Linked DNA regions of Mus musculus: region 2 is linked to region 1. The links are chromatin contacts, found by Hi-C or POLR2A ChIA-PET in ENCODE. All regions are on one chromosome and are shown on one strand. The core of a region is the stretch at or near the end of the contact, and the rest is flanking DNA. Distances in the headings are between cores, read along the strand shown.

Region 1 (6,329 bases), core at 2,439-4,938:
ATGTATGTCTCTACAGCCAGCCATGGGTGAGAAGTCTGGGGGAGTCCTATTCTAGAGCCTCAGAGAGTGATATGGACTAGGCTGAGTTTCCTGCTGTACCTCAGATTGTGTGTGTCAGGCTCTCATCTGCTTAGGATACAAGCTGAAAACTTAGCCAGCCTCTATCACCACAACCCAGATTCAAATAGATCTAAAGCGTTTTAAAGGTTCTTTTGAGGCAGGGTCTCACTGTGTAGCCCTGGCTGTCCTGGAGCTCACTTTGTAGACTGGGCTGGCTCAGTCTCACCGAGCTCTGCACCTGCCTCTGCCTCCTGAGTGCTGGGATTAAAGGTGTGCACCTCTGCCACCTGGCTCACAGGCTATTTTAAATTGTAAACAAACTGCTTTGTAGCAAAGTCTTCATCTACCTAGTGTGGGCTGGAAGCTTCAAGGTGGCGGCATCTTACACTTCTTTAAACATCCCTGTAGCAACTGAGGCAGCCCTCAGATATCCTAGCTTCCCTAATGCAACATAAAGCCCCCTGACTTTGATAGAAGCAAAAAAAAAGGGGGGGCTCAAAATGTATGTTGAAGTAAAGGGGCAGTCTTTCCAAAAACACATTTTAATGAAACTTGGCACCTAGGCAGGTAAGTCAGACTCATCAACACACCTAGATTACAGAATATACATGAATTTCAGTATTGGGGACAAACTTGAAAAACCAAAGTTATATTCATGGGGAAAACAGTTGTGCTCATTAAGCATACTGAAGAAAAGTAATGTTTTTCGTTTTTTACTTAATTTCTTTAATATTTTTAAGTTCTTGGTGCATGCCTTTAATCCCAGGACTCTGGAGGCAGAGGCAAGTGCAGAGAATTTGAGGCCAGCCTGGTCTACAGATCGAGTTCCAGGACAGCCGGTACTACACAGTGAAACCCTGTCTCAAAAAACAAACAAAATGGTGTGATTGGATGGATGGTGACTGTTTAATGCTTTTGAAGCTCAGAGGAAGGAGAGAAGGCTGTGCCCCGATATATCTAGTACAGGAGTTCCTAAATGTGTGAGGAAGGCAGATCTCACTGTTCTAGAATCTTCCATGTACTGACACCTTGTGACCTCCGGAAGTGTTTCCTTAGCTAGTCTAGACAGCTATTTTCCAAGAATCATCTCCAGTGATGAGTGTCCTGTGAGTCACGTTTTGGAGAAAACAACCCTAAATTACCCGCCGTCTGCTTCCTCCTTACTTTCCCTGAGATAGGAACTCCCCGTTCTCTTTCTCCCCCACTTGTACCTTAGTATCAGAAAAGGACTCTTTTTTAGGAGCTGGGGGTGTCACTCAGTGGTAGAATGCTTGCCTAGCATCCACGGGTCCTTAGCTTTGAGTGTCAGCCTTGAAGCAAAGAGGAGAAACAGTGTACTACCCTGTCACTGTTCTCTAGAGCTTGCCTAGACCCCAGAGGGCAGGGATAAAAAAAATTCTGCTCTGAGTCAGGGACAAGTAGAGAGAAGAACTGGTCACATGAATAACGCTGGGTTGCAACTAAGCCCCAGGTAAGATTCCTAAGTTCAATAATGTCCTCCCACTGGGCCACAACAGCTCTTCTTGAGGCCATGTATCCTCTTCCTGGCATGTTTCTCAAAGCCTGGTATCCAGGGCTGTAAGTGAGCCCCATAACCTGGAGAGCCACTTCCCAGTCTGTGATCATGGGCAGGCCACAGAAGCCCTTGACTACTTAATAAACACTAGCTGTTATTTCTTTCCTGTCCTTCTTGCCTGTTGCCTCTGCCTGGGACCTTGCTGGTAAATTCCTTATTGTTCTTCCAGCCTCCTGCTTTAGCCCAATGAAGCACCAATATCAGGGTCTTGCCTCCCACCTGTTAGGGCCTCTATGGGGTCAGAAGATAATGAGTAGCCGGTGTGAGTCAGAAGACAGGCTCTCAAGAAGACTCAGGGGTCATGCCTCATAAACTTTTTTAGGAGGAAGGTTGTGTCCTAAGTCCACTGGGTTTCTATGGTTTATACTTGCTGTTAACCTTGTTCAGTGTAGGCCCCTCCAGCCACTATGAAACTTAAAGCTCAGCATGAGTGTTCTGGAGGGGAGTGTGGGAGGTGCTCCCCCATTGTTGCAGAGAGGGGCAAGGGTGTCCTTTGGGGTTCTGTCTCTCCTCTTGCCATATGTATGCAGGTCTTGCTAGAGTCTCAGCATATCCTACTTGGTGTCATGGGTCCTACTCTGACACTTAGGTATCAGGCTAAATTCAGCCCTGGGGTAGACCTTGGTATGGAAATGAATGTCAGGGCGTCATATAACAAACAGGGAGTGTGTTCTGTCACTCACACTTCAGTCAGGAAAGCCAGGTAATAGTCAGGCTGCCACCTGGTAGCACCAGCCTTAAATGAAAAAGACAAAGGAAGAAAGAAAAGCAGAGGTAAGGAGCTTTAGAAAGTATCCATCATAAAAATTACAGTCGGTCATAGCCACTGCAGTGCTTTGCCCCCGAGTCAGCAGCTGAGAGGCAACTTTCCCAGTGTCACAGTGCTTCTGTCACCTTTGGGTCCTCATCTTTCTGACTCTGTCCGTGTCACGTCTTTACCTTAAAGCCTTCAACAACTTCCCCCTGCCATAGGCAAGGACCTGAGTGATCTGAAACCTTATCGTGGGATGCCACCTGGGGAATAGTCCTGACCTACTTCCAGCCACTTCTCCTTGTCACCCTTCACACAGCTTGCTACAGGCAAGCAGCCTGTCATTCTCACCCAGACACTTGTCACCTCCCCCTTGTACTCTGTGCATAGGCCTTCTCCGGTGGCTTTTTCTGGATATGATTTAAGCCTTGACCTCATGAGCTCTGTGAAGCCCCTGAAGTAGAGGTGACCTCTCCTCCTTCTCTTGGTACAAGGGACAATTACCATTTTTGTGTCTCATTTTGGCCCTTGATCCTTAGTTCCTAGCCAGACTCACTTCCACATGTCTGACCGTGGATCTCCTCCGCAGTCCAGAATGGACTCTGCAGGGTTTGGAACATGGGGTTTCTTTCTTTGAGTCCTGCTCATTTATTGATACCCATACTCAGGACCCCTCTGCCCCCGGTTCTCTAGTTGGGCCCATTCCTGCTGGAAGCAAAGCCTCCTCTCCTAGCTTGGCCATATTATGACCCTTTTAAAACTGGCACAGTCCCTCCCCAGGGCCCTTCACCTGACGTTCCTGTGCGTTGCTGACTAGGGTATAGGCTGCCTGTGATAAAACCTTAGGGCAGTCTTCCTTTTTGGGGAAGATATAATATGCTTTAGCCCCATGTTGGCTCATAATCATAAAACTCTTTTGAGTCAAGACATGATAGGTGATTCAACCCGCTAATTGTAGTCCAAAAAGAGGAAGATTGCAAGTTTGAGACTAGCCTCACTACATAGTGTGCTCGGGGCTAGCCTGGGCTAGCAAGCCCCAAACCCAAAGCACAGTCTCTCGTGTTCCTTTGTATTTTGACTTGCATAGACCTCTAGTGAGGGCTGCTTTGTAGGCTGCGTAGGCAATCAGATCATGGTCACTGGCGGACTGGGATTAGGTGATGATAGAATGTCCTGATCGCCATGATGTGTACTTGGTGTACCATGAGGCTTGTTAGCTCATGTGAGAGAGGCAGCAGCTTGTTAGTAATAGCTGCCAAGCCCCCAGGAGCCTTTGTGACTCGTGATACCTCCAGGCAGACCTGGCTGGACAGGCTTTGGGAAAGAGAGAGTGCCAGCCTGTGCTAGGAGGTCAGATGGTGCTTTGTTTGGCTGTGACTTTGTTCTGTTTTTGTTTTGAAGATACTTTTTGAAAAACGTGTGTGTGTGTGTGTGTGTGTGTGTGTGTGTGTGTGTGTGTGTACACTTGTGTATACATGAATGTAGGTGCCAGTAGAGGCTAGAAGAGGGCATCCACTGGAGCTTGAGTTATGATGGGCAATTGTTGGCCTCCTAATGTGAGTACTGGGAACCAAACTCAGAGAGATGCTCTACAAATGCAACATGTGTTCCCCACCACTGAGCCGTCTCCAGCCCCTCCTCCGAGGACCATTTTAGGCTCTAAGATAGCAGTTCCTCCAGGAGGTCAGGATCAGTTATGGCAAAGCAGAGCCGTGAAGGTGGCTGCTTCTTGGCCCTTAGGACTTGACTTCTGTCTTGATTATCTTTATGTCACCTGTCTTCTATTTCCTCTTCCAGCTGTCAATGGATGTGTAGGGGGATGGAACTTTAGGAGGGAGAGGGCTCAGCGGTTGACCTTCCCTTGCCTTGGGGCATGACTGATACGGGGGTGGAGTGGGAGTGGTGGAAGTGTCTGCCAGTCCAGTCTGAGTGCCACCCTCTGCCCTGCTGTCTCCCTGTCTGACCACATCTGTGGTTTCTCCTGGGGAGTGTCGTAGCACTTACTGGTACTCAAGCGCTAATGAATAACCTCCAGACATTTACACAAAAAAGGGAGTGACAGTGTATTTGGACTTGGCTTTATTGGAAGAGTGGTCCAGTGAGTCCTGCCGCAGCCTGAGGCTTGCCGGTCCCTTTGCCCATATCTTCTGCGTGTGCCTTCTTTTCCCTTCTAGTGGGGACTTTTGCCTCTACTTGTCAGTCCTGTTTGTAGCAAAGCAAACTGAAGGAGGAGCGCCTTCCTATTCATGAGTGGCTTCTTACTTTTCACCTACCTTCTCTTCTGTCCTCTCTGCCTCCTCTAAAGAAAGAAAAGTCGACTTACCTACCGCTGCTATCCTAACTACTGCCGTCACCTTCGCCGCCACCGCTGCTGCCACTGCCACTCTGGTAATGTCCTCACATCTGACACAGTGCCAGGCCTCTCTGGCAGGGGGAAGCTGTGAATAAGCCCCTGTGACTGTCTTCCAGCTGTGGTGCCTCCCAGGCAAGCACAGGGCTGCTGTGGCCTTGCTGGGAAAACATCGAGATCAGTGGAAGCCAGCTCATGATGATGCAGAACCCGAGAGACTTCGCCGGCTTTAGATTAAACCCCGGTAGAGCTCACACTCATAGTGTATGTATATAAATGTTTATATCTTGTCTTTCTCCTCAGGTCATATCATTAGCATCTTCCCATGCTGTTTCATAGTCTCCATATCCATAACTTCAATGCTTTCATAGTAATTGGTCACTGAGTTCTACCACAATTAATCCTTTTCTTTATTAGAAGCCTAAATAAACAGTAGCAAACATCCTCAAGGCTCAGGTTTGCTGTGTTGGCTTCTTCTGCATTCAAGATTGTTTCCTCAGGCTAGATTTTCACACATAGGATTGTTATGTTAAGAAATACGTTGCACATCTTTATAATTAACCAGTATGTAGACAAATTGCTTTTTGAAAGAGAAGTCTCTGTTTTTAGCTTGTGTCTTACATGCTGCTCTCCCAGCCTGTGTTCTCAGAAGTAAATGTGCTCACCCTTGTGACTACTGTAGCTAACAGAATTGCCTCCCAAGAGTATGGGCCCTTGTTCTGAAGAGCCTGTGTCTTTTACTTAGTGGCGAAAAACTTAAAAGTCCCAGATTCAAGTTCTGTTGGGGACTGTGTCTAAGCCCAAAGCCACCAACTTATTATGCATAAAAACTAGAACCCAGCTGCTAGGAACTGAAAGAAGAGTAGATATTAACCTGCCACGGATTCTGCATCATCCCAGCTCCTGACCTCAGCTCTGAGCGCTCGCTCCTAGCTGTCTCACAACTCACTCAGCCGAGGTCTTAGCATCTTCGGAGGCACAGAAAGATACTTGGGGCATGGTCAGCAACTGCAATTGGCTACAGACCTGCCCCTGGATTTGAAGGTACTGTGAGTAGGAGTGGCTTTTTGATGAGGGTACGACAACCTAATCTCTCCCATCACAGATATTCTGATTCATAGAGAATCCTGGGAGCAACCTTGTTGTTGAGCTGCCTATTGCTGGTGTGTCCTCAGGCCATCTGGGTCTCAGGATCTGTCTGCTGATGACAGTGTAGGCCTGCGTCCCTGGAAGGCAGAATGGTTGGACAGAGGCTGTTGAGACTTGGACAGGGTGAAACATGACTTTCTTTAGCTGGTCCTCTGGCCTTGGTTGCAATCAAAGGAAGCCACTTTTGTCCTTCTTAGCTTCTCAGACTCAGGGTTTCCCTGGAGACTAGACGAGACTCTGGGACCTGTTCTGTCCCCCTCACCCAAAAGGCTCTCATGAGGACACATGCTTAGGGCCAGGTGGGCATGAGGAACTCTGGCTTGAATTCTTCCTTTAAGGAGGAATTAAAATTTTACCCACCATTCCTTCCTAGGCTTGCCTGTTTTATATGAACTGTTTTATACAACCGTTTTTCTAATTGAACTGGTCTCCCTGTCTTTTCC
Region 2 (6,531 bases), core at 2,857-5,356, 35 kb before region 1:
TCTCAGAAGGGTGTGAAGAGGAACTATTTTATAGTTCATAGGTTCCTGAACTCGAGGGACTGTACCTGGAACTGGTTTAGATGATGAAATTTTGCACTTGAATGGGCTTTGGGGGTGGAAGGGGTGGAGAGTGGAGGACAGGACTTGGAACCTTATATATAAAATTCTATATATATTGTGCACGTGAGAAGAATCTAAAACAATTTGTAGCTACGGGAAAAACTGGTACATTTAAGATGTCTGTAAAATTAGTGCTCGTCCTACATCCATCAAGATGTCTCTTTCTTCCTTCCTTCCTTCCCTCCTTCCTTCCTTCCCTTCTCTCTAAATTTCAACTGCCCAGTAACTTTCTTGTTCATTTTGAGACAGGGTCTTCTATAGCCCAGGTCTAGACTGGAACTTGCTATTTATTTAAGGATGGTCCCCCCTGCTTCCACCTCCCAAGTTCTGAGGTTACAGGTGCAAGTCACCATGTCTAACTTTAAATTAGTTATTTAATTTTTATTTTTTAATTTTGAGACAGAGTTTTACCACATATATAGCCTTGACTGGCCTCAAACTCGAAATTCTCCTGTCTTCACCTTTTAAGTGCTGCTAGGATTACAGTTCGTGTGACCATCCCTAGCTCTGAAATTTATGTTAATCAAAAGAATTCTCTAAGAAGTGATATTTTGGGGACCAACAAAGTGGCTCAGCAGGTAAAAGTCCTTCCCATCCCAACCCAATGATCTGAATTCCCTCCTCAGATCCCACAGTGGGAGAACTGACTTCTGAAAGTTGTACTGTGAACTTCAAACACTTGTGACATGTTTGCACACACACACACACACACACACACACACACACACACACACGTGATAAAAATGTTAAAAAGAAGTGGTTTAAGGCTGTGTCTTAGGAAATGTTCCTCTGTTTGGGGACCTTTTTGGAACGTGTTCTCCACATTGTGAGGAAAACCTGAACAGTTGCCAGGCTAAGTCATTACATGGAAAGGCCTTTGGGGAGGGGGTCGAGATGGAAGGTCTCATTACTCAACCTAGCTGGGCCCTATGAGCTCCCAGCCTCTACTAGCACCGATTTCCAGGGCACACACAAGAGCTTGGAGAAGCACTGTGTGAAGGTGTTTTGAAATTTGCAACTGTGCTAGTGCCGGGTTATTACTACGGGAATCAGAACTGCCAGCCGAGGTGGAGAACTGCTGTCAAGCTGCTTGGGAGTTGGGAGTTATAGACCTGTGAAATAACTGCCTGCTGTGTGCCAGGTACTGTCCTCTGTTCTCCTCATCTACTGGGGTGTGACAGCAATGTAAACTGGCAGGCATAAAAAAGGCTTAGTCCTTGATGGGTTCTTTGTCATCCCAATCAACAGACAATCAGCAGGTGTTATTCCCCCCCCCCGCCCCCGCCCCTATTTCAGGCCGAAAGGGTTGTGGGATATATCTGTGGCCCTAGCACTCTTCTCCTGTCTCCTGGCCATCATCTGTAGCTAGAAAGCTTTGTCTCCATTTTCCTCTGCTCATTTTTCAGATGTGGAGCTCATGCCTCAGCATAGCTCACTCCCAAGCAAAATTTCCCTGCTAGCATAGGATGGTGGAGTTTGTTCTTTACCCTGACCAACTCTCAGAAGATAATTCTTGACTTTGTCCTCTACAATGACTTAGCAATAAAGGTTTCCTTTTTCTTTTCATATACTGAGATAACCATTTCTGGGATCTAGGTGTGGCGACTCATACCTACAATCCATGCCCTTGGGAGGCTGAGGTAGAAGGTTGAGAGTTCAAGGCCAGTTAGGCTAACCTAGGCTATTAGGGTGAGCTCCTGTTGAAAAGAAAGAAAAGAAGAAGGAGGAGGAGGAGGAAGAGGAAGAGGAAGGAAGAAAGAAAGAAAGAAAGAAAGAAAGGAAGGAAGGAAGGAAGGAAGGAAGGAAGAAAGAAAGAAAGAAAGAAAGAAAGAAAGAAAGAAAGAAAGAAAGAAAGAGGCAGGCAGGCAGAGGGATGCTCACAGATATTCCTGGTCATGATAATGGAGGCCTACTTATAGTGTCAGATTTGTGAGGTTGAGGCAGGAAGATGCCAAGTTTAAGACCACCCTGGGCTATGCAGAGAGACCCTAATCTCAGACCAAACCAAACCAAACCAAACCAAACCAAACCAAACCACAAGTAGGTTGTGCAGATTTTTCAGGAGTTATGGGGTAGTCCAAATGGGTCTTTTCCAGAACAGGTTTTGGTGTTGGGGAACTGGAAGAACAATAACGCCTCTTTCTGAGGGGGATGAGGACGGGAGTGGGATGGAGGGGTTAGATTACTGTGTGCGGGACTCATTTGGCTGAGATGATACTGGAAGGTGGAGGGTTAGGGAAGAGATGTGGGTTGGATCCACAAAGTTTTGTGTTATCAGCTTATAGATAATAGAACCACACCTAAGGAACATAGACATAAAAGAGCCGCAGGGACCACAGCCTCAGGACCTCACCAAGGGAGGCGAGGGGCCAGAGAGGGTCGGTCAGGAAGTCACCTGATGAGCAGTATACTTTCTTTTCTTTCTTTCTTTTTTTTTTTTTTTTTTTGGTTTGTTTTTGCTTTTGTTTTTCGAGACAGGTTTTTTTTCTGTGTAGCCCTGGCTGTCCTGGAACTCACTCTGTAGAACAGGCTGGCCTCGAACTCAGAAATGCACCTGCCTCCCAAGTGGTTTTTTTTTTTTTAAATACTTTCTATGATTGCAACCAAATGTCACTCAGCCTGCTTTCTCATCGATGAATCGGAGACAGTTAACAACCCCTATTACATGGCATATATTGGTTAACAACAAACTCTCCAAACATAGGAGTAGCTAGAATTAGCATTCCCCATCTTAAGGTTCTCATCACATTCAAGGATAAATGGGTCTGAGGCCTCGGGGTCAAGACTTCAAGTGCTTAAATCTTCCAGCTTCCACTTTCAGATCAACAAGGTTAGGTAAAGGAACGCGCAGTGACAAAGTTTTTAGGAGCCCTGAGTTCCACAGCTTATCAGCTGTGAGATTTTACAGGCCATTCATTCTTATTCACTCCAAGGCACTGAAATCTTTGTTTACTACATAGTCTGGGCTGGCTCCAAACTCTGGCTCTTCCTGTCTCCGCAACCAGAGTCTGGGATTACAGGTGTTCACGACCGCGCCTAGATTCCAGTATTCTGTTAAATGGGGACTGTGTTCCAGCGCTGTGTACAACGGGCTGTTCTGTACGCAGGCTTAGGAATTAATGCAGTTTTCTGCCAGTCTCATCCCAACAAGCATGTGTCATCTCCATGTGGCATGCACTAGAGGCCATGTTGCACCTAGAACCAAGTTGGGCAGGTTCCTGAGGTTTCCCAATCCTGCAAACACTTATGTGGGAGTAAGAGTAGAGCAAGATGGTCACTTCCCTAGCAGGACTCAATAAGCAGCTCCTCCACTTTAGCCCCCTCACAGGCAGGCGGACCCAGCTAGGGTAAGTGGATCTTTGGAACGCCCCAGAGAATCCGTCCGCTGGCCTCGCGGGACGTCGAAGCCGGTTTCCTAGACGACCTTTCTCCACTCCATTTTCTCACTATCCCAAGGCTACCGCCTGTCCTCTTGTCCTCACTAGCTGCTGTCCCAGGCCCATACCCGAGTCACTGGGTACGTCAGGAAGTGGTGAGCAGCTCGTTGAACAAGAAGCTGGTTTAGAGAGACTTAAGCTCCACGGTGAACGCTAGGAAGAAAAGCTGAGCGCCGCTGGGTATGGGATGCCCGCTCAACCCAAGGCTGCGGTGGGGCTGGCGGAGCGCCACGTTTAGTCCCCAAGTGTCGCGACGCCCTGCAACCCAACCTCCCGAGGGCCCGCCCCTTAGTGCCTGCCCCCCAAGCTCCGCCCTCCCTTAGCTGCCAGAAAAACCCGGCTGAAGGTTCCGCCCCTCAGTCCCCTCTCCGAGCCTTGTCCCTCATGCCCCGCCCCTCTCGAAAAAGACCCGCTTTGCGGCCCCACCCCTTAGACTCCGCCCCCCCAGGTTCCGCGAACAGCCTTCCGAAACCCGGTTGAGGCCCCGCCCTAGGTCGAGACCACGCCCCCTGCTCATCCGCGCTTGTGGTTCCCGCTGATCTCTCCAAAGTCCCGCGGCCAGGGGTGTCGGCTTTCCGCCGCAGGCGGCCGGTGCTGCGCTAGGTCCTAGCCCCCTCCCCCCGGCCCCTCCTTCGATCGCTGTGGTCGGGTAGCGCCTGGCGGGCGGCCTGCGGGCGGGCCGTCCTCTCAGCCGTAGCCCACCCCCTCTTAAAGCCGCGGCGGGAAGATGAGGTTTCGTGAGCAGTTCCTGGGCGGCAGCGCCGCGATGCCGGGCGCGACCCTGCAGCGGGCCTGCCGCCTGCTCGTGGCCGTCTGCGCGCTGCACCTCGGCGTCACCCTCGTCTATTACCTCTCTGGCCGCGATCTGAGCCGCCTGCCCCAGTTGGTCGGAGTCTCCTCTACACTGCAGGGCGGCACGAACGGCGCCGCAGCCAGCAAGCAGCCCCCAGGAGAGCAGCGGCCGCGGGGTGCGCGGCCGCCGCCTCCTTTAGGCGTCTCCCCGAAGCCTCGCCCGGGTCTCGACTCCAGCCCTGGTGCAGCTTCTGGCCCCGGCTTGAAGAGCAACTTGTCTTCGTTGCCAGTGCCCACCACCACTGGACTGTTGTCGCTGCCAGCTTGCCCTGAGGAGTCCCCGCTGCTCGGTAAGACCCAGGATCTGAGGACGTGGACTCCTCGGATTTCCTCAGTAGGGTTCCAGGGATATTATCCTAAGATCTCTTTCAGGACTGCCAGCCACCAGGTTTTGATCAGAGTGCATAATCCCCAAGAAGGGCTTAATCCTCTTTGGGATGACCCAAAGAGAGGTTGGCTGGTGTCTCAAGAGGCAGGGGCCCTGTTGGGAAACCCCCAGGCTCTTACCCCAGCACCAGACAAGGCCCTGGAGACACCCTTGTTCTGGCCCAGGACTCAGGAAGTTTGAAGTTGGGGTCAGTTTAGAGTAGACTGAAAAGGCTGCTCTGCAACCTTCCCTACCTATAGTAGCAACACCGGCAACCTTCAACCTTCTGAGGACAAGACCGACAGTGAGAAAACCACCTCCCCTCCCCACCACCCTCCACTCCGCCTTAGAACAAGCCACTTAACTTTCTCTTTAAGGTTTCTTTCTGGTAAATGGAGATAATAAACCACACGTATTTTGGAGTTGTTTTGAAGAAGTAAATGAAACATTGTAACTAAGAGTTTAAAGAATGAGGATGAACTCTTAGAAAGTTGCTACAATTGTGGGATTTCCTCCTGTTTGTAGGTGCTGAACCAAGGGGCCTTCTGTCTCCCACCCCAAGTTCCTCCTCCTGATGCTTCCTCTTAACCAAACTGAGCAGGGCCCTCTCCAGGGGCAGAGGGCCTGTGTACTCAGGGGACTGACTGGAGGGCTAAAATTAACCCGGTCAATGGGGCTGCACTTTCCTGGAAATACTTGCCCAGCTGATACCAGGCAGGGGGGCAAGTATATGAGTTTGTGTTCCCAGTACTAGGCGACTGGCCAGGGTAGAACTTTGACTGGAGATCACAGGTAGTGCCAGGTTTTAGAGAATGTTTCGCAGAGTGAATCCCATCTCCCCACAGACAGACAGGCAGGCAGCGTGCTAATAGCTCTGTCTCATTCTGGGAAAGCCTTGGCAGAGCAGGCCTTCCTATAGCCTGTTGCTCAATGTCTCCAATAATTACTTCAATGTTTTCACATCAAGTTTGGGAGGAACCTCTTGGAATTGGCCAAACATGAGTAATCGAATTACTTTGGACTTGGTTGTTAATTTGGGAAACAGGAATAGTTCTATGGAAAGTGAAGTAGAACATTAGTCTGACTTCAAGCATGTTATAGTGTTTCTTCCTGTTGTATAAAGTGGACTTGTCTGTGCTTACCTCACAGGGCTATTTTTAGGACTAATTGAGATTGTATATAGAGTAGGCAGGCACTCAGCAAGTAATCAACAATACAGTTTGAGGATGTGAAGTGGCGATTTCTTAGACTTCCACGGAGATGGCTCGCTGAACAACATAGAAGAGGAGGAAGTGACCGAGTCCTCAGACCACAGAATGTCTGGGCCTTTTGCTTTTATTTTTGGTTGTTGCCTGAGCATCATGCAGAAAAAAGACAAATTAATTAGTTAAGTACCCCAGAGCCATGGACATAGCTCAGATGGTGGAAGGCTTGTCTGGCCTGCCCAAAGCCTTGATTATAAAACTGAGCAAACATCAGATCCTATCTCAAAGAGAAAACCAGGTTTATAGTTGTTCAGAGTATAGGTTCTTCCTGCTGAAATATGAGGGACTGTGGTAACTATAGTTCTGTTCAGTTTGGTTTGGTAATGTGGGTTGCTCAATTCATCCTGAAATAGACAGCTCAAAAGGACCTTACTGAGAGAGATCACTTTAGACTGTGGAGTCCAGAGGCCTAGGCCTCTTCTGGCCTGGCTACCTTCATGTGACTTGCATGGGACTGATGTCTAGGTTTCTGCTGAGACCACAATCGCAG

Evidence for each region. A loop is a pair of places that touch in the nucleus more often than their neighbours do. ChIA-PET counts read pairs that join two places held with the same protein, here RNA polymerase II (POLR2A).
Region 2: a loop to region 1 is called in a map of heart, with 3 times the contacts of the local background. The contact joins the promoter of B4galt1 here to the enhancer-like site in region 1. A Hi-C loop is called at or near these places in 7 of 37 maps with a recorded cell type or tissue (T-helper 17 cell, gastrocnemius and heart). POLR2A ChIA-PET finds 5 or more read pairs at or near these places in 4 of 5 experiments (Patski and embryonic stem cell).

Annotation. Positions count from the first base shown.
Region 1 is chr4:40,816,615-40,822,943 of GRCm38, reverse strand. The region is part of intron 2 of B4galt1 (UDP-Gal:betaGlcNAc beta 1,4- galactosyltransferase, polypeptide 1); the gene reads left to right. Among named protein-coding and RNA genes, the nearest start is that of Mir5123, 30 kb to the left of the region's middle. Within about 2 kb of position 3,688, at least 1 of the 3 ENCODE cell types and tissues checked has a DNase peak (open chromatin) inside an H3K27ac peak, as active enhancers do; it is heart, where a contact is called at or near this core.
Region 2 is chr4:40,851,559-40,858,089 of GRCm38, reverse strand. It overlaps B4galt1 (UDP-Gal:betaGlcNAc beta 1,4- galactosyltransferase, polypeptide 1), which reads left to right and starts at 4,106. Exons shown (of 6, transcript NM_022305.5): 1 at 4,106-4,699. The coding sequence starts at 4,285.